Linked DNA regions of Homo sapiens: region 2 is linked to region 1. Evidence: chromatin loops called from intact Hi-C (ENCODE). Cell type or tissue: ascending aorta. All regions are shown on one strand. Links, peaks and the distances in the headings refer to the core of each region. The heading gives the core; the rest is flanking DNA. Region 1 holds the start of SLC16A9 (solute carrier family 16 member 9). Region 2 overlaps SLC16A9 (solute carrier family 16 member 9).

Region 1 (14,748 bases), core at 1-8,000:
TCTTGGAAAGCCATGATGGAAAACAATACAGTGGTTCCTCAGAAAAATTAAAAATGGAACTACCATATGATCCAGCAATCTCACTATATACCCAAAGGAAAGCATTATATTGAAGAGATAGCTGCACTTCCATGTTCCTTGCAGCATTATTCACCATAGCCAAGATATGGAATCAACCTAAATGTCTATAAGTGGATGAATGGATGAAGAAATGTGATACACACACACACACACACACACAATAGGAGACTAATTCAGACTTGAAAAAGAAGGAAATCAGTCAGGCGTGGTGGCTCACGCCTGTAATCCCAGCACTTTGGGAGGCTGAGGCGGGTTGATCACCTGAGGTCAGAAGTTCGAGACCAGCCTGGCCAACATGGTGAAACCCCATCTCTACTAAAGATACAAAAAATTAGCCAGGCATGGTGGCACGCACCTGTAATGCCAGCTACTCGGGAGGCTGAGGCAGAAGAACTGCTTGAACCCGGGAGGCAGAGGTTGCAGTAAGCCAAGATTGAGCCACTGCACTCCAGCCTGGGTGACAACAGCAAAACTCCATCTCAAAAAAAAGAGTGAAACTCCATCTCAAAAAAAAAAAAAAAAAGGGAAGTCAGCTGGGCACAGTGGCTCATGCCTGTAATCCAGCTTGGGAACCATGGCGAAACCCCATCTCTACAAAAACACAGAAATTACCTGGGTGTGGTGGCACACGCTTGTAGTCCCAGCTACTCGGGAGGCTGAGGTGCGAGGATCACCTGAGCCTGGTGAAGTCGAGGCTGCAGTGAGAAGAAAGAGAGAGAGAGAAGAGAGAGAAGAAAAGAGGGAAGGAAAAGAGGGGAGGGCAGAGGAGGGGAGGGGAGAGGAGGGAAGGGAAGGGAAGGGAAGGGAAGGGAAGGGAAGGGAAGGGAAGGGAAGGGAAGGGAGGGGAAGGGAGGGGAAGGGAAGGGAAGGGAGACTTGAATCTAAAATTGTTGAACTCAGAGAATAGAGTAGAACCCTGGTTACCAGTAGGTAGGGTTGGGGTGAAGAGATGTTTGTCAAAGGATACAAAATTTCAGTTAGATAGGAGCAATAAGTTTAAGAGATCTATTGTGCAACATAGTGACTATAGTCACTATAGTCACAATTTTGAAAATTGTTAAGATGGTAGATTTGAAGTGTTCTCACCACACCAAAAAAAAAAAAAAAACAAAAGATAAAAATGTGACGTAATACATATAGGTTAATTATGTTGGTTGGGCCATTCTACAATGTATTACTGTTTCAAAATACTGTGTTGTGTGCATCATAAATATATACAATTTTTATTACCTAATTAATTAGGGGTTTGAAAGATTGAGGTAAGGAAGTAAAACTTGAAAATGTGACCACATCTCTGTAGTTGTCATCCTCTAGCTTGAGTTGCATGGCCAGATCCACCCCAGACCACCATAATGTGTCCTGATAAAGATTCAGACACCAACCAATTCACACCACCTTTTCAGACTCAAAGTCAGAAGCCAGAAAAGATTTCCTAATGTCTTGATCTACCTCCCCATATCTTTGGCTCCTCCCAATGCTCTTCCTATGGATATGAAGGATACCTGTTATTCCACTTGCCTACACAAAAAATGGAAGAAACCAGTAGGGATGTTATTAGGGGGTCGGTGGTGCTGAAAGTCTGAGTTGTTGCAAAATTGCAGGTTAAATTATTTTATCTAATTCCTACTTGCGAGGACTTTTTTTTGATGGTGGAGGGAGAGCGGGACTGGTTTCTGGCAATGATATGGGTACTAACCATGTTTTCTGCATTTACATATTTATTATTAATTATTGCAACAGATAATAGAAAATGACTTTACTCTGCATTTGGTCCAGGAAAGTGGAAGGGTTTTCCTATTAGAAGTTTTAAAAGAAGCTATAATCATGCAACAAATAATCATCCTTTCTCTTCGGAATCTTCTCTAGCTTCCTCAGCCCTCTGCCTAAACCTGCCTGAAGAATTTCTCGAAGCTGAAGCCAACTCAAATATAAGAAACTGTTAGGGCATACCGATTTACAGAATTTGATGGAACAACGGAAAATCCTGGGTGCAGGGAATGGGAGAATCCACCTTCAATATGAACTGTTATTCAGTTAATTCAAGATTTTTAAAAAACACATCAAAACTGTAGCCTAGAAAATTGACCAAAAATGTTATATCGAATAACTTACTATATAAGTAATATATTTAGCGTAAATCCTGACTAAACTTCGGGGATAGTTTGTGTTGGATAGACTAGGCACCCAGAAAACAAGGTAAAGCATTGATTTGCTTTTGACAGCCAAGTTTGTTCGTGGTTATCAGCTCTCTGGAAAGCCTCTGGGCGCTGCTGAAGCCAGAGCAGGTTACCTAGGGCGAACCAAAGATGGGGCATTAAGCACCAAGTCCTCCCAAGTGCTGGCTGAGGGTCCAGGTGGGCGCGGTGCCGGTGCCTCCTGCGGCGGTGGCGAAGGCTGGGCTCCCGCGCTCGCCCAGGGCTGCCGGGTGGTGCTGAACCTGGCGCCAACGTGCAGAATCCGCCGGCCCTGCGCGCTGCGCTCCACGTAGGTCAGGAGTACCCGCGGCGCCCCATTCCCAACCCTCCGGGGGCACCTGGTTGCTCGCGCTCCGGACCAAGGCAGTTGGAGGCCTTTCGGTCCTCTGGGAAATGGAGGCCCACCTGCATCACATGCACCTCTCCCTGCTCTTCCACCAGCAACCCTGGAAGCTCTCTGGAGTCCAGAGGCAGCTCTCTGGGGGGCCACCGTACCACCCCCAGGACCCCCTCCCTCTCTTTCAACTCCGTACAAAATGCCGCCTTCGGATTCCCGGGAAAACTTGCCCACTTTGTAGAAGCACCCCATCAAAAAGGGGGCGGCGAGGGGCGGGCGCACCGTGGACACTCGAAGCCCCCGGCACACACCCCAGACAAAAGCCCGGTTCCATGCTGCTCCACCGCCCCCTCCTACTGCTCCGAGTCGGAGTTACTTCTTGCCTCTAGGACGCTGGGCAGCAGGGGCTGCTGCCCACCTTTGGAACCCTCCCCGCAAGCTCCAGCCCTTTACCTGAGTCCCGGCCTCGGCGGGGCCTCCGGTGCTCAGCACCCGGCTCAGTGCCCCGTGCGGCCGGGCTGGTGGTGTGGTGGGGATCGCGGCCGCCGCTCTCCCCTGCAGCTCCGGGCCAGCCGGGCGGCTATTTATCCGAGCCAGCTGCGGCCCCGGCCCCTGCCGGAGTATTAGGCAATCGGTCCCGCTACGCGCTGCCCCGGGAGCCGCCGCCCTCTGCCCCCACAGACCCGCAGCGGCGGCGGCCACATGGAGCTGGGGAGCCGGCCCCCTTCTCTGAGCTCCACCTTCTCTTTCGCCTTCTCCTCCCCGGGGTTTTCCCTGCTGTCTTTTTCTCCCTTGTCTCTCTTTGCGGGGCACCCCGGCCAGTCTGAACCGGTTGTGACTGCGCGGGTGGTTGGGGGAAGGAGGAGGAGGAGGCGGAGGAGATGGAGGCGGAAAAGCGGGCGGTAGGGGCGCTGCGCCTGCTCCCGCTGCTCCCGGCCCGGCCAGGAGTAGGGAGGGCACTGCCCGAGCCGCGGCCCCGGCCCTACCAGGCCTGGAGCCACCAAAGCCACGAGAGAGGTGGGCGCCGTCGGCCAGGCGCCCTCTCGGTGCGCACACACGCGCGTCCCCAGGCGCCGCTGTGCCCCCGCCGCCCACCACGTGCCCTGGCCAAGCCCGCCAAGGGCCGTGCGCGTTTGGGGGGAGCCGGGGTGTACAAATGAATGCGAGTGTTCCTTGGTCTCCCTGGCTCCCGGGGCCGCTGGCGCCCTCCTGGCCGGAGCTGTATGCTCAGCTGGCAGTGGTCCCGGAGAAACGGGCACCAGAACTTTGTGGAGTCCGTGATCCTGGGAAGTGAGGAGTGAGGATGCCAAGTACAGTCCTTTGTGACAGCTCCGCGGGAAAGGAGGGCGTCCTGCGGTGCACACACACACACACACACACACACACACACACACACACACACACACACAGGCTGCTTCTAAGGACGTTCAGTCTGTCCTGCAGTTGAACTGCACTAACAATACTACCATTGGCAATACTATCTTTGGTAATGGGCTTGCGCGCAGAGATGGATGGCTGTTTTATCCCTCAGTCACTGCAGCAGCTGGGGGCTGTCCATAGGTACCAGTGGTTCGCCGGCCGTGGGAAACCTCCAAAGTGATATGCACTTTTTGTGTTCCTCTGTGTTTTTTCTGGGAAGCCGCACCACACTTTCTACTTCTTAAAGGGGACTGCGGCCATCAACCACCTTGATGAGAACTTCCTTTATACACTGAAGTGACAGGTCCTGGCCTAGACGAAGACTCTACACCTGGCAAAGGGTTGGTTTCAGAAGTGCTGATCAAGCTGCTGAGCCTCTGTTTCCTTGTCTATGAAATTACAAGAATCTTGCCTGTATCATGGAGTTTGTGTGAGATGAGAGTTTAAAAAACCTGTGGAGCCTAGGCAACCATGTCATGTTTTCTTACAGCACAAATGTGGTGGAGGTTCAGCCCTTTTGGCCCCCATCAGTCCTTTCTACTCAATTTATTGACTTTCAGGTTAGAGTGAAGAGAATGACCACTGCTAGTCAATAGTATTTTGTTTTGTTCTAAGAAGGAAAAAGAGAAGAGGGGAAAAGTAACAGTGAGAATGAGAGCAACATGGTCCCAAGAATAAGTTCTGGAAGGAAAAATGGAGAAACTGTACTGTCAACACCATAAAAAACTTACTTCTAAAGAGGCAAGGGAACACAATAGGGGATTCTTAGGCTGTATTTTTTTACCTGGTTTATGGTTACTCAAGTGCGTTCACTTTGTGGTAATGCGTTGACCTATACACTGATAATTTGTGTTCTTTTCTCTATGTTTCAATAAAATAGTTTTTTTGAGATGGAGTCTTGCTCTGTTGCCCAGGCTGGAGTGCAGCGGCGTGATCTCAGCTCATTGCAACCTCCATCTCCCAGGGTTCAAGCAATTCTCCTGCCTCAGCCTCCTGAGTAGCTGGGATTACAGGCACGCAGCACTATACCTGGCTAATTTTTGTATTTTTAGTGGATATGGGGTTTCACCACGTTGGCCTGGTCTTGAACGCCTAACCTCAAGTGATCCACCGCCTTGGCCTCCAAAGTGCTGAGATTACAGGTGTGAGCCACCGCACCCAGCCAATGAAAGGTAATTTTAGAAAGTCTGTCTTTGATTCAAATACTTCCTAAGCACCAGAGCACATGTTATCTTGATTGTTGCTCAAACCAATCAATGTATATGAACTTATGTTTTGGGGACAAGGAAATTGTGCCTGGAAAATATTCTACATCCACCAACTGGTTTCTGAAATTGACACATGCCTGTTATCACTTGCACCAAGTTTTCCCAGATTTCTTTTAGAAGAGTATATAGCCAGCACTTCCATTTCTACTCAGGCCAGCCCTTGCCTATCAACTAAGAACCAAAAATGAGCTTGTGCTCACACACAGGCATGCTCCCAGCTTTAGAGAGAAAGACTGGTTCTCAGGGGTCATAAACTCAGATGGCTGCAGGGCCAGGCTTCTAATGTAATGAATGAAGTGGCTAGAAGGGAGCTTGGAGGAATCAGAGAGCTAGAATCTTGCCCTGGGGCAGTAGACACTTGGCTAAGGGGACTGCTGCCAGGCTGGAATGTGAAAATTGCCCCCATCATCTGCAGGGGAGCATTAAGACATGTAAAAGAACTCAGAAATCTAGTTGAGTCCTGACACTTTACTTCCAAATGGAATTTGACCGGGAGAAGCTCAAGATGTGCTCCAGATCACCCTGGGGGTGAGGGAGGCAGATAAGTCAGCAGAGACAAAGCTAAAACCACCCCTCTATGCCCCCACTTTTTTCCATCCAGTGACAAAAAAAAAATGCAAGCTGTGCTTGCCAAGCGAGAATCAGATAAGTTAGATATTGCTGGCTTTACAGCTCTGGCCAGCATCTGCCCTTTGGGTCACTCTCCAGGCTCAGAAATAGTTTCAACAAGATGGAAAAAGGCAGGCTATTACATAAGCCAGATTTAAATGAACCCGGCTTTGGAAGAAAAGGAACCTGAGAAATGCTTTTAAAGAAAAGTTGATATAGAGGTGTCAACTAAATAAAAGAGTTCATTTTTTGCTTTTCATTGTTATTATTAGGTATTTATTAAGAACTTCATAATTTGTGAAATGTTCTAAGACTTCCCTTTCTTAAGCTATTTGCCACCTTAGTCCTTTAGAGAATGAGATGGAGAAATTAACCTAAAATTGTTCTTTGGTCCTTATCCCAGCATGGAAGCAGAAACATGAAACACAGAGGGCAGAGCAAGGTGTCATCAGGTCAGGGGAAGGTGGTACACTTGACCAGCACCTGAGTCACTGGTCCAGTGCTTGCCTGGCTGACCAGACTTTCCTCCCTGACTTACCACACCATTCAGGTTTCTTTTCTTTTGACATGATGTTCTTCTCCTGTTATGAATGACAGCATAGCTACAAAGACACTACACTTTGTGTTAAAAACAATTAAAGAAAACTGATTTTGTGGTTTTTATAGCAGTTGGCTTGGAGATCTATCTATAAACCATTCTATTAATTCCAATTTATTCTCTCACACTCTAACAGACAAACAGTCAGAAAATAATAAAAGTGGATAAATCATTCTCTTATGCTTATAGAGCTTTTGTTTAAAAGGACAAATTTTCAAATGTTAAAAGTGACCTTAAAGATACACTATATTGTATTTTTACTTGCAATTCTCCAGAATATCATTTCATATTTTCCTGCCTTTATCTTTCATCATATTATCTGGCTCAAGTGATTTTTACTTTAGGGGAAATGGGGAATATAAATCAATGGTATTGTTTTGTTTTGTTTTTTAGAGACATGGTCTTACTCTCTCATCCAGGCTGGAGTGCAGTGGCATGATCACGGTTCACTTCACCCTCGAATTCCGGGGCTCAAGGGATCCTTCACCTTAGCCACCTGAGTAGCTGGGACTACAGGCATGCACCACAACACCCAGCTAATTCGAAAAATTTATTTGTAGGGACTTGGTCTTGCCATCTTGCCCAGGCTGATCTCCAACACCTGGGCTCAAGAGATCCTCCCTTCTCGGCCTCCCAAAGTGTTGGGATTATAGGCATGAGCCACCGTGCCCAGCCTGGCTAAGTATTGTTATCTTCACTTTACAGATGAGGACACTGGGGTTCAGAATGGTTAAGTTACTTGCTGAGTCACTTGCTGGGTCAGTGATGGAGTGAGATTCCGAGCCTGATCTGGCTGATTGTTAAGCCTGTGCTCTTCCCAATCTACTTTGGAAGAATGATTCAAGATTGGGGAGAGCTAACAATGAGGACTGACTTCTTACACTAATTTAAAGCTTCACAAGAAACCCAAGAAGTAGGTTCTACTATTATCACCTGCCTTTTGCCAATAATGAAAATGAACTAGAGAGAAGCTGAATAATTTGCCCTCAATCACATAGTGAGAGGTGAAGCTGAGGTTTGAATCTTGGTGACCAGGCTACAGAGAACCCTGCTCTGAATTGTCACTCTAAATTCTCATGAAAGTGGAAATCAGAAACATAAAATTATACAGAATGTGCATATTCTTATGTATAAGGAAAATTAAGGCCTCATGAGGTTAAAGAGGTGCCCGAAGTTGGAGGGCACCAAAATGGCTGAGACAGAGGCAGACACAGGCAAAGTGAGTCCAGGGTCCACACATAACGTAGGACCTCCAGCTGTGCTTACCAAGCTTTATACCAGGCTCCAGCAGAGTGCTTGGCACATAGCAGGTTCTCAAAAGTTCACTGAAGGAGAGGAAGAGAAAATTTCTGCATCTGTCCAGGGCACTTTAAAGCCATTTCCCACATTTTAAATCCACCCATAGAATCTTATGTGCTACAAATTCAGTTTACATGATCTACAGTGTCATTATTAAGGAAGAAGGGCTTACTACCAAAGGCAGGGTGTGGAGTTCAAATATACCAACGGATCCAATTTCTTCTTGTGAAAATACAGGTGGAGTAGATGCATACTATATAAAAATAAACACAAGATGAGTGCATCAAATCTTTTTATGAAACAGTGCCAGTTTTTTTTAATGTGCTTTTGCCTAAGTATTTGATTTAGATGTATTACATAAAGTTTCAGACGGCACCAGTTTTTCAGTTCAAAGTGTTACATTTTAGCCTTCTTCTCTTCATTACATGATGTAAGAGAAAGAGCATGACTTTTACTCTATGTACAGGGTCCATCCTGCCTAAAATGTGTAGGTAGTCCAAAGACTTTGCCCACTGGTTCACTAAGTAAAAAATGTTTACTTGGCAAATATGGTCACCTTAGATCTATCTATTCAACAGGCTGCAATTTTGATTTCTTGGGAGTAATTTAGAAGATGGTAACTAATCCATGAAAGTAAAAGTTATACAGGAAAAAACATACCCTTGAGGAAAAAAAATATAGTCAAGCAGTTTCCTAACAGTTTGAACATAGACTGAAATCAATGCAGACAGAAGCAATCTAAAAGGATACATGAATTATCCTCTACTTACCCTACCCCCAGGCTGGGCTCACATAGAATGGTTTACTCATCTCTGTCCCTACCACCTACCACATTGCAGAGCTACTTACACTTTTCCATCAAAGTACTTGGGAGTTATTCCAAACCATAGGCAAGCAACTTGCTGTAGATATGAAATGTGTCCTCTGGTTTATGTTTTTTGTTTGTTTGGTTGGTTAGTTCGGATTTTTTTTTTTTTTTTTTTTGGCAGGGTCTCTGTTGCCCAGGCAGGAGTGCAATGGGATGATTTTGGTTCACTGCAACCCGAACCTTTTGGTCTCAAGCGATTCTCCTACTTCTGCCTCCAAGTAGCTGGAACTACAGGCAGGCAGCATCACACTCAGCTAATCGTGTGTATGTTGAGGGATGTGTAGACAGGGTCTCACTATATTGCCCAGGCTGATCTCAAACTCCAGGGCTCAAGTGATCCTCCTGCCTCTGCCTTCCAAAGTGCTGGGATTATTGGCGTGAGCCACCATGCCTGGCCTGCTTTATTTTGAAGATGCTTCTGAATCCTGCCTTCTCAATATCAATGTTTGTTTTTATATAGTTAATCAAACTATATGAAAATTTCGTTGATAGTTTAACAATTTAAATATTTATTATTTGATAATTTAACAATTATCAAATCACTGATAATTTAACAATTTAAATATTTAATATTAATAATTTAATATAATAACCAAAGCTCACATTTTAAAGAAATTACTATGTACAGTGTATTAGGGTCTGGGCAGGAAACAGGATTCATCCCAGATAGTCAAAGAAATCTTAAGGGAAAAATACTTTATAGCAATGTGGGCAGAGTCAAAAGAATAAATAGGAGGCACTCAAAGCTGAGGGACAGTGGGAAGCCTTTACTGCTCCTGGGGCTTCAGTGACAAAGGGAAGACCTAGTGTGCCCAGGGCCTGGGCTAGCAGCCCCTGAAGGGGGCTGAAATTGGGAAGGAAGGTAGTTTGTTCCCAGAGACAAGGCATCAAAATGGGTGTACAGCCAATACTCTCACCTCTCTCTCTGCTCTCAGATCTCTTGGTGGTGCCTACCCTTGACCAAGCCCACGCAGAAGGCAGGCATTGAGGGAGAATGGAATACTGCCCATAAGGGTTCAGCCTCCCAGGAACAGAGAGTCAAAGAGGGGCAGAAATTGGATTGGGATGGGGTGGGCTGGCAAATGAAGAATGACTAGAACCACCAGGCACTGTGCTAAGTACTTTACCTATATTATTTTATTTTCATAATGACAACCTTATGAGGTAGGTACAATTTATTCCATCCAAAAAATGAAAAAATACAGGTATGGAGATTAAACCCAGGCTGTCTGACTCTGGATTCTGTGCTCTCAACCACTACTATTTAACCAAGCTGTATTAAAAATAGCATTTTGAACTGAGTGTGGTGGCACATGCCTGTAGTCCCAGCTACTTGGGAAGCTGAGGGAGGAAAATTGCTGAAGCTCAGAAGTTTGAGTCCAGCCTGGGCAACATAGTAAGACCCCCCAACTCTAAAAATAAATAAATAAATAAATTTAAATGATATTTTAAAACTACTTACCTAATTAGAAACTACTTAGCTAGTGACATACATGCTCTGTGTTTGTCACGTAACTTTATCATCATCATCACTCCTATTTTAATAAATTTGCCCTGATTTCATCAGCAATTCTCCTATAGTCAGTCTCATGAATTTTATGTTGATCCTATTATCTTAAACCTTCTATCCTTTTCTTCAGTTCTGGAGATGTGCCTTATTTGTTATCTATAACATAAATTCCCATGTATGAACTACAAAATATACTGTCATTTTATTTATTCATTCATCTAATAATTCTTGTAGCCTGGGCATGGTGGCTCACACGTGTAATCCCAGCTACTCAAGAGGCCGAGGCATGAGAATCGCTTGAACCTGGGAGGCAGAGGTTGAAGTGGGCAGAGATCGTGTTACTGCACTCCAGCCTGGGCCACAGAGTGAGACCCTGTCTCAAAAAATAAAAATTAAAAATAAATGATATATCTTGTTTATTTTATGCCAGGCATCATATAAAACAAAGGAGGTTGCAATCTAGGAAAGAAGACTGACAGTAATACTAGAATGGGCTAACCACCCCAATCAGGGAACTTGTGCCATGTTAAAGAAACACAGAGTCTGAGGCACTGCTTGGCTTGAGAGGGAGGCATTCCAAGACAGAGAGGAGAGCATCTGCAAAGTCTTCATGGCATGAAAGACTCCCATGGTATGCTAGGGAATTACAATGGATTGTTACAAATGATTAAAAGTCAGAGTATTTGTGGGAAGGGGAAGGTAAACAATCATAGGGCTTTTGAATGCAGTTAACAGTTCCCATCTCTTGGCAGGATAGCATAAATTGGAGAACTTGGAAGGACCCACGTTCATTTAGAGATCTCATTGGTAGGGACTATGTATTCTCATGAGGACATTAATGAGCTCCATCCTTGCAGAGTTTTATTCAAGATTCAAAGTCCCAGAAGAAAGTGTGACTGGCCTGGTTTGGGCCATGTAGCCATCTCTAAGCTAGGGGAAAACAGGGCACTTTGAGAGTACTCATTAGGGGAGAGATACTTCTCCAAAAACAAACTGGGATGCTGACTAGCCAAAAAACAACAAATGTTCTCTACAATGGTTTAGACCATGGAAGTTCTCATCTCCATGTGAAGACTATCCAGCAAAGGAGAACCATTGCAACATTCTAAACAGAGGAATGACATGGTTGAATTTGTGTTTCAAGGTGATCACTCTTAGAAACCATGTCAGAGGGTACACTGACTGGGAAGGAGACTAGTTAGAAGGCTGATTTAATAGCTGAGGCAAAAGATAGGAAAACTTAAAATCTATAAAATTATAAAATGATATAGGGACCAATTTGAAAGATAGAGAATTACCACATAACTGGTAGTGGCTGTGATTAGTAGATAAAGGTCTAAGACAGTTTCTGGATTTCCGGTTAGAACTTAGAATAACAAGAACAAAGAATTGCTAGAAAGTGAGGGAAGTGTGCCTCACATTGCAGGATCCTCTAGAATAGTTCCAATTTCAAATATGATATCTCATCATTCCAATAACACATCAAAATTTCATGAAACTCCAGCATTATTGAATCTAAAATACATCTTCAAGATTTCTTTTGCAACTGGAAATAGTACAAAATTATTTTGTCAAATTCAGTTTCTTGATTTGTGGCTTGGAAAATATAATCATAGATCACTGAAGAGATGCAACAGAAACAAAAAATAGAAAACCTATGAGATACCAGTATATTAAGGAACGGTGTCTGGTAAAGCAAGGGCTAAAGTTTCACTGGAAATAGAACTGTCCTAACCAAGAAGAATGAGAAATTGATGATTAGGCTAAAGAGGTCTTAGGGAAAAAAAGACAATATCTTTTGGCAGTAAGAAGCTAACGTCTGTCAAACCCCAGGGGTACAGCTGGCTCAGATAGAAGCATGGCAATAGCTCCTTTATCCTCAACCAAATCTGTCACTGTGGATTTAGATTAAAAGTCATTATGTTTCCAAGTCTACAGAGAGGTATGGCCCATGGTACAAATACTTGGATCCATCACAAAGACTCTGGTACCCACCAATCTAAGGCTGAATTGATTGTCAACATCATGTACAATGATAATTATGGGCATTTCCTTTTATTGAATCTGGTTCTTCAGACATCTTTGGAGGCACAAAGAAGCTGCTTCTGGGTGTTTTAATTCCTAGGGTATTTTTTGTCTTGATTATTTCTTAGTCACATGTGGTCATGAATGCTCTTTTTGAGACTGCTGAATCTGAACCTGAGTCTTAGGAAAAGGGCCCTGGAGATTAGCAGGTGCAACCTCATATTCAATGTAGGATTTAATCTTCTAATTTTTCAGATGAAGAAACAGAAATCCCAAGAGGTTAAAAGAAGCAGAGGGCATATAGGACAAAAGCACAGACCCTGAAGCCCAAACAACCTATTAGCTTCTTAATCTTGATGAGGGTCCTTATCTTCTTTGTGCCTGTTTCATCATCTATAAAACAGGGAAAATAATACCTACCTCAAATGGTAGTTGTGAAGGTTCATGAATTAAACCAGAAAAAGTGTTCAGAACAGCCTAACACATAGTACGTAAGTTCTATATGAGTACTTGTTTTCATGAGTATACCAAAGAATCCCATGGCAAGTAAGGTTCTGAACCTATCTGTACTAAAGTTAAAGGAAGAAAATTCTATCCATTGACAAATTTACAATGACTAATGAACGGATGTCATATGCACTATCCTTTTCTCTCCATTACACAACTGGCATCTGAGTTATTCAAATTCATCCAAGAAGTTTCTGTAGTGACACGCAGGTATGGTAACCAGTTCAGAGAATCAAAGTCCAGCAACCAAAATAGTCTGAAACTTGGCCTTTTAATGTGAATTTAAATAGAATTAAATCACTCCTCAGGCATCACCCTCCTTCCACATCACATCAATATTTCTATAACTCGGGTACATCTTCTGTCAACTGTGGTCTTAATGAAGTAAAGGATTGGATTCTGCCTTCGATGTAATTCTTGGAAAGGCCACTAGTTCAACTTTTCTTTGGCTGGTCAAGATTATTTTTCAGCAGGTTCTCCAGCCAGTAATGTTATAATATACACCAAATAAATTAAGAAATGAACATTACTGTGAGGTGGAAAAATAAATACCTAATGGAACTCCTGTGGTGCTGACAACTGTAATTTGCAAAAAGTTTGACTTGTCAAGTGTGGCCCAAATGGCATATTTTATAAAAAGAAGTATGTAACTAATAAATACCCAAAGCAAAAAACTCAATATGCAAAGAGCTTGCTTGTGGAACATTAGCTATGATAATTATTTGAAGTACACAGTGTTCCTCCAACCCTGAAATAATAAAGTAACCTCTCAAAGTATAAAATAGCAAAGAAAATATTCAGCACTGCACACATGCCTGGCATAGAGTAGGTACCCAATGATTTAGTAGGTAAATAAATTTAATGACTGTCAATTAAAAAGTATCTCAGGTTAACTTGGCTCCTCATTACTTGACCTAAGGCACTTGAAGAAAATGTGAGGAATTTCTTATGTAATTAACTATTTAATATGTAATGGGTAATAAGGAACCCCAATAATAAGGTAAATTATTATTAGATGGCATAAAAAATAAATTCAAAGAAAATAAATGAAAGTTTTAAAACTCAAACCTCTTACTTTGGTTTGAGTTTTAAAACTCATTTATTTTCTTTAAATTTCTTTATTTCATAATCTGTATTTCACATTTCAAATGCTGAGAATTATCAGGTGTCAAAAATGTGCTCCCCCTTCTAGAGATTAGGAGAAAATCTTTTCAAAAACTATAAAAGTGGGGCAGCCACTTTGTAAAATAGCCTGGCACTTCCTCAAAAGGTTAAAGATAGAGTCACCAGATGAGCCAATGGTTTCCATTCCTGGGTACATAACCAAGAAAAATGAAAACATGCCCTCACAAAGACTTGTACATGAATGTTCATAGCAGCATTATTCACATTAGCCAAAAAGTGGAAACAACCCAAATGCCCATCAACTGATGAACAAATAAAGAAAATGTGGTATATCCATACAATGGAATATTATTCTGCTGTAAAAAGTACTTATAAATTCTAAGTGGAAAGAAGACAGATAGGAAAGGCTACATGTTATATATTCCATTTATATGAACATCACAGAATTAGGTGAATTTAGAGACAGAAAGAAGATTACTGGTTGCCTAGGGCTGAAGAAGGGGACCTGCTGAGGGAAAATGGGGAGAAGCTCCTAACATGTACTAATGGGCATGGGGTTTCTTTTTGGAATGATGAAAATTTCTAAAATTGACTGTGATGTTGATTGCAGAACTCTGTAAATATGCTAAAAAGCATTAAATTTTACACTTTGAATTGCATGTCAATTGTATGTCAAGTGAATTGTATGGTATATGAATTACCTCTCAATAAAGCTGTTATTTAAAAAAATACAGCAGATGTAACTTTAGCTCTGCTTGTGTTTTTTTTTTTGCTTTCATTTTTTTCTGATTTTTTTTTCTATTTTATTTTATTTTATTTTTACATGAATAAGTTCTTTAGTGGTGATTTCTGAGATTTCAGTGCACCCATCACTGGAGCAGTGGACGCTGTACCCAATGTGTAGTCT
Region 2 (17,036 bases), core at 9,037-17,036, 58 kb before region 1:
CCAGGCTGGAGTGCAATGTTGCAGTTATAGTTCACTGCAACCTCCAACTCCTGAGTTCAAGCGATCCTGCCACCTCAGCCTCTTGCATAGCTGAAACTATAGTGCATGCAACCACACCCAGCTAATTTTTAATTTTTTAAGTAGAGATGGGGTCTCACTATGTTGCCCTGGCTGGCTTCAAACTCCTAAGCTCAAGAGAGCCTCCCATCTCAGCCTCCCAATGTGCTAGAATTACAGGCATGAGCTACCACGCTCAGCCAGTTAAATCTTTATTAGTCATTCTTGCCAATTTCATCTCCAATGCAGTGACTAAACTGGAAATGGTCATGCAGCATGATTTGGACCCAAGTCCAGCCATGGGCCTTCTGAGAATGCTTTTCCACTTTGTCCAAAGATGAAGTCTGAGGAGAAGCCTTCATTTTCTATTTTTATGGTTGTCCGCATATGACACTTAGAACAGTGGCAGCCCTTGGAGGCCATGAGGACAGCCAGCCTAAGAGGATAAACTACTATACTTATGATTATAAAACAAAAAGATGAAAACAACTTAAGTCCTTGATGACAATGTTTTGTCACAAAATTAACTATGCTGGAATTTTCCTAGCTCCAGACTTTTTGCTATGCAAGATAATAAATATTCTTAATATACATCCTTATAATTTTTAATGTTAGTATTCTCTAGTCTGTAACCAAAAATATCCTGATACATTTAAAAAATAATTTGAAGTTGAGAAGGCCTTCCTAAGCATGGAACAAAACTCATAAGGCATAAATGGGAAGTATTTATAAAATTCACTCCATACTATGTAAACTTTGTATTATAATTACAAAAATAAGCAAATAAGTAAAAATATTAGCTATTATCTAAGCTACTATCTAAATTACACAAATAACTCATAGCTACTAAGTTACTATCTAAGCTACTAAGTTATACAAATTTATATTTTAAATCAATTTGAGAAAACATGATAAAAATGAGTTAAACATAAAAATAAAAAAAAGCTTTAACATGGCAAAAGATGTGATAAATAAAAAGACAAATGAAAAAATGGGAAAAACCAATTTCAACTTATAGTACAGACAAACAAGGGGTAAATATCCCTAATATAGAATAGAAAGGGTTTCTGAAAATAGGGAAAAAACAGGCAAACTGTCCTGTAGAAAAAGAGAATTTGCAAATAAAGGAATACAAGTATCCCTTAAATGCGTAAAAAGATATTCAGTCTCACTCATAATAGGAGAAACACAAATTAAAAGTGCACAAATAAACACAAGTATCGAATTGGTGACTTAGTCACACGGAGAGAAACCATTTCAAGGGACTATAACATAGTTGGCTCACACATCTAGAATAGGTTATTCTAGAGACAAAAAGAACTAGAAAACAGTTTTCAGTTATCATATTATTAGTAATAATTATAATTTACTGTTATTTTGAAAATGTTATACAAATAGTAGGATAAAGCAAATACTTACATTACTGTCATTCGAAAATCAAGATTTTTAGCAACAGAGAAGAATTTAAATACAAAATCAATGAAGTTAGATAAAAAATATGTGATCATTGATTTAAATTAGAGTTGTCAGTATTAACTCATGATGCATTTTTGGCTTACAAAACAAAAATACCAATTTTGCAGAAGCAATCTCCAACCCAGTAGCAATGAGTATCTCTAGTACCCACATTACTAATAGTCTAAAAACTATCCCCAAAGCCTCCTTGGAGGAATAGCTAATTCCAGATCTGGGGCAAAAAAATATCCAGGATGATCCTAAAATATCTTATCCTATTGGGAAGTAAAGAAACTATCAAGGACTACTGACCTTCTGCGGACTTCGGACTCAGGAGTCAATTTGGTAGAAAATTTGAGCATCAGACAACAACAACAACAAAACTGCCATTGCTGAAATTCTCCCTCCTCCAAAATTTAAAATCCATGAGTTCATAATAATATTTGCCCTCAAGGGAGGGAAAGACTCATTCATTGGTCAACTCAGAATCAACTAGGTTGATTTCATATCTTGGCTATTGTAGATAACGTTGCAATAAACATGAAGGTGCAGATGTCTCTGATATAATGAATTCCTTTCCTCTGGATAAATTCTCAGTAGTGGGATTACTGAAACATATGGCAGTTCTATTTGCAGTTTTTTGAGGAACCTCCATACTGTTCTCCATAGTGGCTGTACTAGTTTACATTCCCACAAACAGTGTATAAGAGTTCCCTTTTCTCTGCATACTTGCCAGCATTTGTTATGCTTTGTCTTTTTGATAATAGCCATCCTAATTGGGGAAGATGATACCTTACTGCCGTTTTGACTTGCATTTTCCTGAGATTAGTGATGTTGAGCATTTTTTCATATTTATTGGCCACTTGTATGTCTTGTTTTTTTAATTTAATTTTTATTTTTTTAAGAGATGGGGTCTCACTTTGTTGCCCAGACTGGAGTTCAGTGGTATGATTATAGATCATTGCAGCCTTGAACTCCTGCCCAAGCAACCATGTGCCTATGCTCCTGGCAAGAGTAGCAGCACTGTGGCCTCAATCCTAGTGAGCTAGTCTCCAGGTCAGCCAACCCACTGTGTATACACATAAGCCCTTGGCCTGTAAAACAGCCTGGTGAGCCCAACACCAACAACACTGCTGCCACAACCTCTCTCAGCCTTGGCCACTGAGAAATTTTTAAATGCCACTAGTGTGGATTGTAGCTGAAGAAACTACACAAAGACTACACTGCTAAATCTACCTAGAACAAAGGCCAACATATCCCACCAAACTGATACCCCACGACCCATTCATACAAATAAATATTTCCTGACAAATTCTGGTTATTATATTATATTATATTAGCTATTATAGACAGGATTTGCCTTCTTGATTTCTTTTTTGACTAGTTTGTTGTTCATGTATAGAAATACTACTGATTTTTGTATGTTAATTTTGTATCCTGCAAATTTACTGAATTCATTTGTCAGTTCTAAGAGCTTTTTGGTAGTCTTTGGCTTTTTCTACATACAAGAGCATGTCATCTGCAAACAGGGAAAAGTTTACTTCTTTCTTTCCAATTTGGATGTGTTTTATTTCTTTCTTGCTTAATTGTTCTGTCTAGGACTTACAGTACTATGTTGAATAAGAGTGGTGAGAGTGGACATCCTTGTTTTGTTCCAGTTCTTAGAGGAAAACCTTTCAGCTTTCCCCTGTTCAGTAAGATGTTAGATGTGGGTTTGTCATATATGACCTTTCCTTCTATGCCTAATTCATTGAGAGTTTTTATCACTTTGGGATTTTTGTTTGACCATTTGATCAAATGCTTTTTCTGCATCTATTGAGATGATCCTATCATTTTTATCCTTTATTCATTGATGTGATGTATGATGTTTATTGACTTGCATATATTAAACCATCCTTATATTCCTGGGATAAATCTCACTTGATTTTGACATATTATCTTTTTAATGTGTTGTTGGATTAGGTTTCCAAGTATTTTGTTGAAGATTTTTGCATCCATATTTATTAAAGATATTGGCCTGCAGTTTTCTTTTTTTGTTGCTGTTCTGTTCTTACCTGGTTTGGGTATCAGGGTAATGCTGGCCTCATAGAATGAGTTAGAAAAAATTCCCTTTGCTTCAGTTCTTTGAGATAGTTTGAGAAGAATTGGTATTAATTCTTGTTTAAAGATTCGAGATAATTCAGGGGTGAAGCCATCTGTCTTAGACTCTTCTCTTTTGGAAGACTTTTTTTTTTTTTTTTTTTTTTTTTTTTGAGACAGAGTCTTACTCTGTCACCCAGGCTGGAGTGCAGTGGCCCGATCTTGGCTCATTGCAACCTCTGCAATGAGGTTGCAGTGATTCTCCTGCCTCAGCCTCCCAAGTAGCTGGGACTACAAGTACATGCCACCATGCCCAGCTGATTTTTGTATTTATAGTAAAGACAGGTTGTTGGCCAGGCTGGTCTTGAACTCCTTACCTCAGACGATCCACCCACCTCGGCCTCCCAAAGTGCTAGGACTACTGGAATGAGCCACCATGCCCAGGCTGTTGGAAGACATTTTATTACTGATTCAATCTTATTAATTGTTATTGTTCTACTCAGGTTTTCTATTTCTTTTTGTTCAATCTTGGTAGGTTGTATGTGTACAGGAATTTATCCATTTCCTCTAGATTTTTAGATTTAGTGGCATATAGTTGTTCAAGATATTTTCTAATGATCCTGTATATTTCTGTGGCATCCATTTTGATGTCTCCTTTTCTTTATCTGATTTTATTTATTTGTGTTCTTTTTTTTTTTTCTTAGTCTAACTAATGACTTGTTGGTTTTGTTTATCTTTTCAAAAACAACAGCTTTTTGTTTTGTTGATGTTTTGTGGGGATGTTTTTTCTCGATTTCATTTATTTCTGCTCTGATCTTTATTATTTCTTTCCTTCTACTAATTCAGGGTTTGGATTGTTCTTGCTTTTCTAGTTCCTTGAGGTGCATCTTTAGGTTGTTTATTTGAATCTTTCTAGTTTTTTAAATAGGTATTGATTGCAGTAAACTTGCCTCTTAATACTGCTTTTGCTGTGTCCCATAGGTTTGGGTGTGTTGTGTTTTTTATTTTCATAGTTTTAAGAAATTTTTTTATATTTCATTCTTAATTTTTTTCTTCACCCATTGGTCATTCAGGAGCATGTTGTTTAATTTTCATGTATTTGTATAGTTTCAAATGTTTCTTTTCTTATTGATGTCTAGTTTTATTCTATTGTGGTCACATAAGATACTAGATATGATTTGTTTTTTTTAATTCAGACTTGTTTTGTGTACTAACACATAGTCAATACTGGAGAATGTCCCATGTGCTTATGAAAAGAATGTGTATCCTGCAGGTGTCAGGTAAAATGCTTTGTAAATATCTGTTAGGTTCATTTGGTCTATGGTGCAGCTTAACTTCAGTGTTTCTTTGTTGATTTTCTGTCTAGATTATCTCTCACAATGATGAGAGTGAGATGTTGAAGTCACCAACTATTACTGTATATGGATCTCTGTTTTACTTTAGATCTAATAATATTAGCTTTATATATCTAGGTGCTCCAGGGTTGGGTAAATATTTACAATTGTTATATTCTCTTGCTAATTGGTCCCTTTACTATTATCTAATGTCTTTGTCTTTTTTTGCAGCTTTTAACTTGAAATCTGTTTTGTCTAATACCAGTATAGCTATTCCTGTTCACTTTTGGTTTCCATTTGCATGGAATACCATTTTCCATCCCTTCACTTTCCGTCTATGTGTGCATTTACAGGTGAGGTGAAATTCTTATAGGCAACATATAGTTGAGTCTTGTTTCTGAAATCCATTTAGCCGTCTATATCTTTTAAATAGGGAATTTAATCCATTTACATTCAAGATTATTATTGATAGGCAAGAATCTAGCTCTTGCCATTTTATTGTTTTTTGGTTCTTTTGTATATTCATTGTTCCTTACTTTCTTTCTCATTGCTTATTTTTGTAGGTGGGTGGCTTTCTGTAGTGATAAGGTTTGATTCCTTTTTCTTTCTCCTTTGTGTATTGGCTCTGCCAGTGAGTTTTATAGTTTTCATGATAGTGGTTTTACTTCCAGATGTCAGACTCCCTTGAGCATTTCTTGTAAGACTAATTGATCTAGTGGTGATGAATTCCCTTAGTTTTTGCTTATCTGCAAAAGATTTTATTTCTTCTTCATTTCTGAAGGATAGTTTTGCTGGGTGTGATATTCCTGGCTGGCACTTTTTTTCTTCTAGCATTTCAAATATATCATCCCATTCTCTCCTGGCCTGTAAGGTTTCTGTTGAGGAATCTGCTATTAGTCTAATAGGCATTTCTTTATATGTGACTTGATGCTTTTCTCTTGCTACTTTTAAAATTCTTTCTCTGTCTTTGACTTTAGACAATCTGACTCTAGTGTGCCTCAGAGAGAACCTTTTGGGTTGAATCTTTCTTCTTTGAACTTCCTGGACCTGGATGTCCATATCTCTCCCAAGACTTGGGAAGTTCTCTGCTATTATTTCATTAAATATATTTTTCTCAACTTTTCCATGCTCTTCTCCTTCTGGAATGCCCATTATACAAATATTTGTTCACTTAATGGTGTCTCATAAATCCTGCAGCCTTTCTTCATTCTTTTTTCTTTTTTCTTCTTTTATTTCTGTCTGCCTGTGTTATTTCAAATAATCTGTCTTCAAGTTTAAAAATTATTTCTTTTGCTTGGTCTAGTCTGCTGTTGAAGCTGTCAGTTGTACCTTTTATTTCTTTTTTGAATTCTTCAGCTCTAAGATTTCTGTCTGGTTCTTTTTTATAATATCTCTTTGTGGAATTTCTTATTCAAATCATGAATTGCTTTCCTGATTTCATCGAATTGTCTATCTGTATTCTTTTGTATCTCACTGTGTTTCCTTAAGATTATTATTTTGAATTCTTTTCTGACATTTTTATATATTTCCTCTTGATTGGAGTCTGTAACTGGGGAATTCTTGTTTTTATTTGGAGATGACATGTTTCCTTGCTTTTTCATGGTTGATGTGTTCTTGTGTTAATTTCTATGCATCTAGTGGAAAAGTCACCTCTTCCAATTTTAAGAATTAGGTTTTGTCAGGAAAAATTTATTTGTATGAATGGGTCTTGGGATATCATTTTGGTGGGATATGTTGGCCTTTGTTCTAGGTAGATTTAACAGTGTAGTCTTTGTGTAGTTTCTTCAGCTACAATCCACACTAGTGGCATTTAAAAATTTCTCAGTGGCCAAGGCTGAGAGAGGTTGTGGCAGCAGTGTTATTGGTGTTGGGCTCACCAGGCTGTTTCACAGGCCAAGGGCTTATGCGTATTCACAGTGGGTTGGCCAACTTGGGGACTGGCTCACTAGGATTGAGGCCACAGTGCTGCTACTCTTGCCAGGAGCATAGGCACATGGTTGCTTGGCCAGGCTGGGGGTGTGCCTACCCGGAGAAGCTTGTAGAGTTGTTTCTCAGGTCCAGAATGCAGGCAGACAGCTGCTTGGTCAGTCTGGGGACATATGTGTTAGGGGCAGCCCTTAGGGCTATTTCTCAGGTCTAGGATGTGGTAACACAGCTTCTCAGCTGACCTGAGTGCATGACTGCTGGAGGTGACCCAGGGGGCTATTTCTCTGTCTTAGAACACAGACATAAAGCTGCTTGGTCAGCCTAGAAGCATATCTGCTGTGGGTGGCCCACAAGGCTATTTTTCAGGTCCAAAAATGAGCACGTGGCTGCCAACCTGGCCTGGGGACTTGTTTGTCAGGGGAGCCACGAGGCTGATTCTCAGACTCATGCAGGTTGCTGCATGACTGCTTGGCTAACCTGGTGGTATTTCTGCAGGGAATAGCCCACCAGCACTGTTGTGTAGGTCCAGGATGCAAGCACAGGCATGAGGCTGTGCCCACCAGAAGCGGCCCATGGAGCTGTTTCTCAAGCCCAGTACATGGATGAACAGTTGCTTGGCTAGCCTGGAGGCATGCCCACCAGGAGTGACCTGCAGGACTGTTTCTCAGGCCCTTGTTGGGGATGCAGGGCCATTGGACAGTCCAGAGGCTTGTCTGTGGAGGGCAAGGTTGCTACAGGGCTGTTTCCAGATCCTGGACGCATTTCCACTCCACTGGCCCAGAGGCATATCAGCTGCTTGGAGGCTTAGGGACCACTTCTGCTTAGGATAGGGTATGCAGCAGTTTGGCCAGCTCAAGGGAGGGAGTCACCCTGGGTGGGACTGCCAGACCATTTTTTGGCTGGAGGTGCAGCAGTAGAGGTTGGTTTATTGGCTGTGCAGGACCAGAGTCACAGCTGATTATGGGCTCTGGCTCCACACTGCTGGTGTTGTGGCATTCAGTCATCTGTGCGGACTTGTGGAATGAAGCTGGAGCGCCAGTGCTGGAGAGGTGCAGTGGCTGCTCGCCCCTAGAGCAGGGTACATTCAAGGGGTGACTTTGATCTCAAGATGGCACTGTGCTGAGCAGCTTGGTTCACAGAGGCTCGAGGGTAGATAGGGAGTACACACCTTGTGCTCCTAATCTGGGGCAATGCAGCTGAGTGAATCCCCAGCAGCTCTCCAAACTGGGCTCAGGACTTGTGAGGACTGCAGAATTTTCCTGTTGTAAGGACTGTAGCTGTCTGCAGTATCAATGAGGGCTGGTGAGGATCTTCTACTTCCTTTCCCATGCAACAGGAAGTCCCTCCTATCTCTGGGCCAATCTGATCTAGGTGGAGGAGACAGGGCTGCAGACACCAGGTACCTCCACACTGCCCTCCTAGACTTCCAATCACCACAGGTGTATCTCCACTGTCCCTCTGTACTCCAGCACTCTCCCTTCAACACTGCAGTCAAATTTTAGCTGTGTATTTCTTTCCTTGGTTCTTTCATGTGGGGTGAAAGAGTGCCAGGCTTCTCCAGTTAGCCATCTTGCTCCCCTAAATCCATTCTTTTGGGAATCTTAATGTGAGTCAGACATGACTGAACTCCACTGGGCCAATGCTGAAGGACCATCCCAGCTCCAGAATTTCCCACAGGAGCTGAAGCTTCTGTTACAACTGCACTGCCATCTAACTTATTCTGATCAGCTCTGGGGCACCAATGAGCTCAAAGAGTACAGGAACCTTGTCTATCTTGCTCATTATATCCTTGGTACCTGGGAGAGTACCTAACACATACTAGGGGCTCACTTAAGAAGTGTTGGATGAATAAGAAATGAAGTACCTCAACCTGTCAGGAAAGAGCCAGACCCCAAATGTCCTAAGATAAGAAGGCATCTTTGTGGTATCTTGACAGTCGAGCAGCCAGTCTTGCCAACACCTTTAGAACTTAAACAGGACGAGACATGGTTTGTGAAGTACCTGTAACAATACTGGGCACATAAAAGGCCTTCAAGAAAGGTGTCTCCCTCCCTCTCTGCTCTGATGACCCTGTGTACTTGGCATTATCTCACCATGTTGGGATTTCGGTTGTCCTCAGTTTCCTGGTGGGAAAGAGACTATGAAACAGAGTTTGCATGCAGGAAGTTTATTAGGGAGTGCTTTCCAGAAAAATGGCTGCTCCGTTGTTGCTAGGGTTCTAAAGTCATTTGGGCTGCCCTTGGCAATGCCCTATTATAGCTGTAGATATTCAGCAGTTTTCAGATTTAAGCTGGAGGAATCACAACTTGCTTTATCACATCAGGAACTTTTCCAGGAAGAAAAAATAATTATATCTTTGTGGCTATGTAGTTTTAGGGTGACCTATCACAGGAAAGCACTTGACCACGGTTAATTATTATGTATTGAAAACATGTTGCTTACCAAAGATTTTAGAATATCTTTTTTTATTAAAAACTGATTAAATTTAAATTTATTTTTTCTTTTTGCAAGGAGAAAGAATAAAAGTAAATGACTCATTAGGACAAGGAATGCATGCAGCAAAAAAACAACTAATGCGGCTGAGCTCCACTAGGAATAGAATCCCAGGAGACCTGGCAAGAAATTGCACTCCCTCAAGAGTAAGTCTCAAAGGCTGGAAAGCAGTGAGGTAAGGGCCCTGAGCCGAAGCCAATTAGTACTCGGTAAACAAATCGGATCATTTTGCTTTCTGCCTAATTTCAGGCCCACCTTCGGAGCAGCTCAGATGAGAGTTCTTAAGAGAAGAAAAAGTTCAAATTCCCATAGCAATTCAATTTACAAAGTGGCTTCTATTTGATTTGTGGAGGAACGGCCTGTGTTTTGTTTTGTGTGAAAGCTTCTGAATGGCAATTCCAAAAAAATGTGCTGAGTCATGAATCCCTAGGGAAAGAAGATTTTGACAAGAACAGGCAAAAGCTGCGACAATTATGTGATTAGGAATAACAGAGGCTCATTATTCTTCCAAATGAAGCCCTTTAATGCAAACATTAACCCTACACCTGTTCCCGGAACACTTGATGCCTCCCTCAGGTACAGAGAAGCAATACATTTAAGAATGACAACGACAAAAATAATAGCTAATATTTTATTGGACATCTACTACATATCAGGTATATATATTGGGAATCTTATTTAATTCCCACAATAGCCCTATGATGTGTTTTATAAATGAGGAAACTGAGGCTCTGAGAGGCTAAATAATTCGCTCACAGTCACCTGGCCACAGGGACTGAGATAGGCAATCTGGTTGTGGAATCACAACCTTAACAAGTATGTACACTGCAGTCCCAAGTATTATCCATGTATTCATAGAGCTCTGATCATTTTAACTGAGTGCGATTAAACTCCTTCCTCAAAGAGGGATTTTACTGACATCCTTCATATACAATTGACTATATAGCAGACGGTCCCAAGATATTTTTTTCTTTTTGAGATGGGGTCTCATTCTGTCACCAAGACTGAAGTGTAGTGGTGCAATCTTGGCTCACTGCAGCCTCCAACTCCTGGGTTCAAGTGACTCTCCTGCCTCAGTCACCTGAGTAGCCGGGATTACAGGCATGTGCTACCACACCTGGCTAATTTTTGTATTTTTAGTTGAGATGGGGTTTCACCATGTTGACCGGGCTGGTCTCCAAATTCTGGCCTCGAGTGATCCACCCACTCAGTCTCTCAAATTGCTGGAATTACAGATATAAGCCACTGTACCCCGCCCAAGATTGTTACTAATGAAGGAGAAAGTGCATGGCACTGCTAATGTAAATCATGTATTTTATGTGTTCAATATAATATTCCTTCTAAGTAAAAGAGAAAATGAGATGTCCTTTGTTTCAAAATGGAGCTCCCCTTTATGTCCTGGAACATCCTGAGTTAGGATAATTCTATACCAACTGCTAAGCACCGAGGCTACCTAAGGTCACTGGACTGGTTGGCTGGCGTAAATGTTTGGTCATGACCTCCCAGTACTGGAACTCCTGGTTCTTGGGAACTGTTCCTCATGAGCCCTTTAAAGGTCGGTGGCTGAACCTTCTTCCCTGCTGACATGATTACCCTACAGAAAATTTTCTCTGTTCACTAAAGGATTGGCTTTAGAGCAACCCTCCTGGCCAGGGCTAATTTCTGAACCATGTTAGAAATTAAAGGGTTTACTTTAATTTCTACAAAGAGAAAAATTTTGCATTTTGATTTTGGAAATTACTTATGCTTTTATAATATGTTGTCCATAGTATTATGACAATTATGTTTTAGATCATAAAATGAGGGTCATAATCTCCATCTCACAAGGTTATTATGAGGGTTAAACAACATAAGCTTGAAACATATTAAGAATTCTATAAATTATTATTAAGAACTAAGACCTGCAGAGTACTCTTTACCACAAGAGGTAAAGCTGATAAACTAGCTTTTTGGAAGGCAATGGTAAAAGTAGCTAAGCATTTTGAATATGCTTTTGTCCAATAACCATGTTCCAGAGTCTGAATTATGCCAGGTAATTTATAGTTTTACATTCAAGTGACATGTCACTATAATTGGGTGGAGAACTAAGAGGAGAAAAAGCAACCAAACTGATGCAAAACAAAGAAAAATATTTTATTGTAACTTAAAATTCATCCCCTAGACAACAGATAACGCCCACATTGGATGTTATTTAGCAGACATAGTGAAGATGCCTTTGGACAATTATCAGCATTGATGAATATGAAGATGTCACATCAAAGTCAAACTTTTTCAGGTTATTGGGTTTCCTGAACATAACTGGCAAAAAGGAACTTTCAACACAACAAGTAGTTTAGTTTTTTTTTTTTTTATGTCACTTATTTTATTTACTAACCTTGACAGGGACTAAAGAATGAGGTACAGAAAACTTTCCAGAAGTCTGAGTGTGGTGTAGAAGTCCAAGACAACTTGGAGCTCCATTATTGCATTATTAAGTAGAATGAACTGTTATGAAATTCTCCATATTCCAGGTTTACTACATAGAAAAGTACTATTTACCTACCTCACAGAGGTATTGTGAGGATTTGTGTTTATAAAGTGCTTCAGGCGCCTTCGAAGAAAGGCAACATACAAGTATAAAATAATCATACAAATTTCAAAATAAATGAAAAGATGATTTTGGCACAATGGGAAGGGTGCCTCCTATTTAAAGAACACTTGGCTATTGGTTTATAAAATCCCCTGACCTCTTGGGTTTTAAAAAAATTATTATTTAAAAGAATAAATGTTTTTCCATTGCCAATCTTATAAAAATTCTCAATCCAGGCTGTGTTATCAGAATCACTTGAAGAGCTCAGTAAAATTATAGATGTTTGGGCAACAGCCTACACCAGCAGAATTAAAAGTTCTATGTGTGATACCCAGGTACCTATATTTTCAAAAAGATCTATAGGGAATTCTGATGCATACCAAAGTTTAAAACCCATTTCTTTAGAAAAAAAATCAATGTATTAAACATTGGAGTTTATCCCAAGGACATTTTTCTTAAGGTTAAATGCAACTGCATAAGGGTATTAATTTCTTATTGCCCTTTTCCATTCCCATATCCCATGCAGACTTAGAGCATGCATAGCACACACACACACACACACACACACTCACGTTTAATTCTGCCCTTGAATTATATTTGATAGTGGTAAAATCTGATAGTAGCAAATAAATGCTTCACTGGGAGGATATGCAAGAACTTGCAGCCCATCCCCACTGTGCCCAAAGCAAATGGATGTTTCCCATTTGCCAGAACGGAATGATTGAGAAATGTGTTTCCAATTTGGAAACAGGTAAAATTAGCACTTCCCAGGAAACATCAGCTGAGTGGATGGCCAAGAAGCAAAAGTGAGCAAGGTTGGAGTGGTCAACCATGAAGAAAGTCTACAGTGACTACTTCTCCATTTGGAGTTCACCCACATCTCAGCAAATACCTTAGGAACTGAAACAGTTGCTCAGTGGGTACCAAACAACATGCGAGTACTTCAGTGAGGTAAATAGAATAATGAAAACTGGTGACTGTAGGTTAAAATATATTTTTTTAAAAAATGACCAATTTGCTCCACTGCAATTCTTAAGGCTGTTTTAGTCGCCACTTTAATTTCCTGGCTGGCTTGAAGTCTTCTGTTTACTAGCAAGTCAAACATAGAGAAGAGAATGATTTATTTCCTAGTGGGCTTCACACATATCTTATCATGATGCTTGCATCACTTTTAAAATAGGAGCAGTCTCTCTAGGTGCCTTGCAGTGGATTAAATGGAGTCGGCAGAGAAATTATACTTCTTTACACAGAGAAAGCCTTCTGAGGCTGGTCAAACTTTTTACAATGTTAAGAACTAGTGAATAACAGCAAAACAGAATAGTCCCATTGATGGTGTGGGGAGGAGAAATAGAAAAAAATACGAGATAGAGGCTACGCATACACTACATAAAAAATAGGATATATAAAAAAAAATAATTCATTCAGAGTCAGTCATTGTGAAATTTTGCTATGAGAAAATAGTCTTGACTCTAGAAAATTTGCTTGAGAATCTGTTAAAATATCGTTGCTATATGGTATAAAATAGCAAAAATAGTGTCTTCCAATATTCTTCTAAACATTAGAGGCAACTTTGTACAAGAAAGTTGTTGGAGCTGGCTTGGGGAGTTGCTTGTTGCATGTATCCCAAGAGGGCAAGGCTGCCAGCAGCAGAATAAAACCTCCCAGCAGGACGCAGAAGCCACTAAAATAAAATGCAATATCATAGGTCTGGGTCCAGTCATAAAACCAACCTGAAAAGGCAGTAAGAAAAAAAGTAAGTTTCATGGAAATAGTATGAACATCCATCCCATACCCTAATTATATCAGTTTTATATATAGTTATAATTAGTATATATATTACTCCACTACTTCCAGCGTGGTTTACTGGGAGTTAGAAGAAGAGAATCTCTCAAATATTTGGATAAGAATAAGCAGGCAGGCTGGGTGCGGTGGCTCACGCCTGTAAACCCAGCACTTTGGGAGGCCGAGGCGGGCGGATCACGAGGTCAGGAGATGGAGACCATCCTGGCTAACACGGTGAAACCCCGTCTCTACTAAACAACAACAACAAAAAACATTAGCCGGGCGTGGTGGCAGGTGCCTTTAGTCCCAGCTACTCAGGAGGCTGAGGCAGGAGAATGGCATGAACCCAGAAGGCGGAGCTTGCGGTGAGCCGAGATCACGCAATTGCACTCCAGCCTGGGCGACAGTGCAAAACTCCGTCTCAAAAAAAAAAAAAAAAAAAAGCAGGCATTTTGAGTTTCTCCCAAATAAAGAGCGAACACAAATCCCAGAGCATGCATATTCGCTTTCTCAATTATATCAAAGCAGTCTTGAATAAATCATTACCATGAGATGTTCCATGCAGATTTCTTTTGTACAAATCTGTGCTACTATTACAATCTGGACCTCTATATCTGGAGATATGACAAGGAAGAACAGTAAAATGGGATGATTTTAAGATAAATATCTTACCAACGATGGGTGGTCCTAGGCTATTTCCAAGTCCAGCAAAGAACATTAATATCCCATAGGCATGGGCTAATTTTTCAATTCCCACAGTCTTCGTGGTCACATATGGAAAGATGGACCAATTACCAGTAAGAAACCCTAGGATCCCAGAAAGCAACGCCAATGTGACATAGCTTTTGGCAAATGGAATTGCACACAAGGCTAGGCCCATGATGATTAAGGTAGCAACATAAAGATACAAGGTATTAATCCACTTGAAGTCAGCCAGTATCCCTAAAAGCAGTTTACCAACTGCTGTCATAATGCCTATAATGGAAATAAGTGGCATAATAAACTCTTCTTCTTTCACGTTTGAACTTCTTGCTACATCTTCCATAAGTAATGAAGGTGGAAACCCTCCGATGTCAAAGAGTAAGATAGCAATGAAAAGGGCTGAAAATACTTTGTTTTTAAAAAGAGCCACAGTTTCACCACAGTAGTTTTTATATAACTGCCACTTCCTCTTGGCAAGCTGTTTGCAAAAATATGTCTGTTCTGCAACTTTCTTTTTGTACGTTTCAGGCTCTTTTGTGTGTGTCACTGTGGGGTTTTTATGAAGTAGGCTGTCTTGTTTCCAGTCACCATTGGCTAACGTGATCCTGCATTTTTCCTCACTACTGTAGCTCTTGTCAAGAATGTTTATGTTTTCTTCCAGATTCTTTCCTTTTTCATTGTAAATGGAGTATTTATCTGGTAGATCTTCTGGAGCTATTTTTTTAGGCAAAGGACAATCAGAAGATTGGAGGGGTCTCATCAGACTGCCACAGGCTAATATATTTAAAGCTAAAGCACCCACAATCAGCAAGCATCCATCCAGTCCATAGAACTCAACCAGCATCCTCTGCAGAGCAGCATATATGAAAAGGCCAACGCTTGAACCTAAAAAGGGAATGGGAACTGTTCAACCTCGTAATCTGAGGCTCTCAGGATTAGAATTTGTAATATCACAATTCAATTTATTTTTTATACTGGCATTTATATGTAACTTCATATTAAAATCATATTAAGAAGATAGAAGATAACAATAATAACAATAATATAGTAATACTGATAGAACATTTAAGAATTAGAATTTGCAGCTCAGACACTGTTAAGCACTTTACATTGCACGATCATGTTTAATGCTTTTACTGATCCCATTGAGTAGGTCCTATTATTATTCCCAATCTAGAGATGAAGTGACCTAGGGCTGGAATGGTTGAGAAATTTGCCATAGATCAAAAATCTGTAAAGAACATAAATAGGATTCACACTCAGTCAGTTTGAACCCAATAGCCCATATTCTTAACAAGTATCATCGGCTGGGTGTGGTGGCTCAGGCCTGTAATCCCAGCACTTTGGGAGGCTGAGGTGGGTGGATCACGAGGTCAGGAGTTCGAGACCATCCTGGCCAACATGGTGAAACCCCGTCTCTACTAAAAATACAAAAATTAGCTGGGCATGGTGACACACGCCTGTAGTCCCAGCTACTTGGGAGGCTGAGGCAGAAGAGTCGCTTGAACCCAGGAGGTAGAGGTTGCAGTGAGCCAAGATTGCACCACTGCACTCCAGCCTGGTGACAGAGTGAGACTCCGTCTCAAACAAGCAAACAAACAAACAAAAAAACCCAAAAACCAAGTATCATCATGAAACTATTTTCTTTGCACTTATTATGTGCCAGGCTCCATGCTACATATTTATTCCAGAAAAGTAAATTTTCATATTTTACTTTTTAAAAATAGTATATTGCAGTTTAAGGATATTTATAATGGCTTGATAGTTCAAATCCATTGCTGAATCACCGGAATGAGTGAGTCATCCTTTTCATGCATTAATACAATTATGAGAAAAGTAGAATTTTTTTAGGGTATTTAAATTACAAAGTATGCTGGTTTATACATCTATGTAACACTGTGAATAATTCACCTTTTTAGCACTGATCACACTAAACACAGAGGGTTGCCAAGTTATGGTAGCCTAATCAATTGGTACTGTTCTCATCTGGTTCTGATTTCAATCTTTAATAAACTGAGCATTTTTAAATGTAAATGTCATTGGGAAATGTCATGTGAAAAATCAGGAAAAAAATAGTCTGAAAAGGTTGATCATATGTTTAAAATGGTCAGTATTAAATTACATTATAATCTCATCAGGATGCCAATAGGACCAAGCTCAGAGGCATCACTGATTGCATGGATATGATTGCTATAAAAACCCATCTAATAAAACAATTCTTCCAAATAGCCAAATGGCTCTGCCTTAGAGTTGTAAGAAAATATTTTCTTTGGGACCTCAGTTGTCCCTTCTTAACATTTTTTAAAGTTAACCCCTTCATTCCCAAAAGGAAAAAAAACTTTGCATGCAAATATTAATGTTTCATGTTAATGTAATGGCAACTAAAATAGTATCTTTTGGGACTGCTAAGAGAGTATCTCTTTGCTAACTACTGAGAAGTAATAACAGTAGACAAATGTAACCCTTTCCTTCTCTCATTAAACGTGGCATATACTGTAAAAGTTAAAAACGCTACAGAAAACACACTGACAGAATTAAAAACAGCAGGGTGACCTCATGTACTGCATTAGTACCCATTAACTATAAATTTGTGATTTTTGCCTATTTCTTTGTACAGATTCTAACAAAGTGTCACATCA

The links. Peaks named below come from ENCODE experiments on the same cell type or tissue, not always from the same donor. Only the 100,000 strongest peaks of a DNase experiment are listed, where the experiment ranks them.
Region 2: a loop joins it to region 1, with 2.1 times the contacts of the local background. A loop is called at or near these places in 4 of 110 quality-filtered maps.

The regions. Positions count from the first base shown.
Region 1 is chr10:59,706,413-59,721,160 of GRCh38, forward strand. SLC16A9 (solute carrier family 16 member 9) reads right to left here and starts at 3,438. Exons shown (of 6, transcript NM_194298.3): 1 at 3,067-3,438. RefSeq lists an enhancer at 2,581-2,780 and silencers at 3,011-3,070, 3,211-3,280, 3,511-3,780. In ascending aorta, for the core only: a CTCF peak has its summit at 3,495; DNase peaks (open chromatin) are centred at 2,559, 3,379 and 3,859; H3K4me3 peaks cover 2,170 bases; H3K27ac peaks cover 3,077 bases.
Region 2 is chr10:59,639,308-59,656,343 of GRCh38, forward strand. SLC16A9 (solute carrier family 16 member 9) reads right to left here. Exons shown (of 6, transcript NM_194298.3): 5 at 14,368-15,282; 6 at 11,457-13,643. The coding sequence ends at 13,465. It overlaps LOC105378319 (a long non-coding RNA gene), which reads left to right. Exons shown (of 3, transcript XR_945991.3): 3 at 9,363-9,471. Among named protein-coding and RNA genes, the nearest start is that of SLC16A9, 62 kb to the right of the region's middle. In ascending aorta, for the core only: no CTCF peak of the experiment used is centred there; no DNase peak of the experiment used is centred there; H3K4me3 peaks cover 421 bases; H3K27ac peaks cover 899 bases.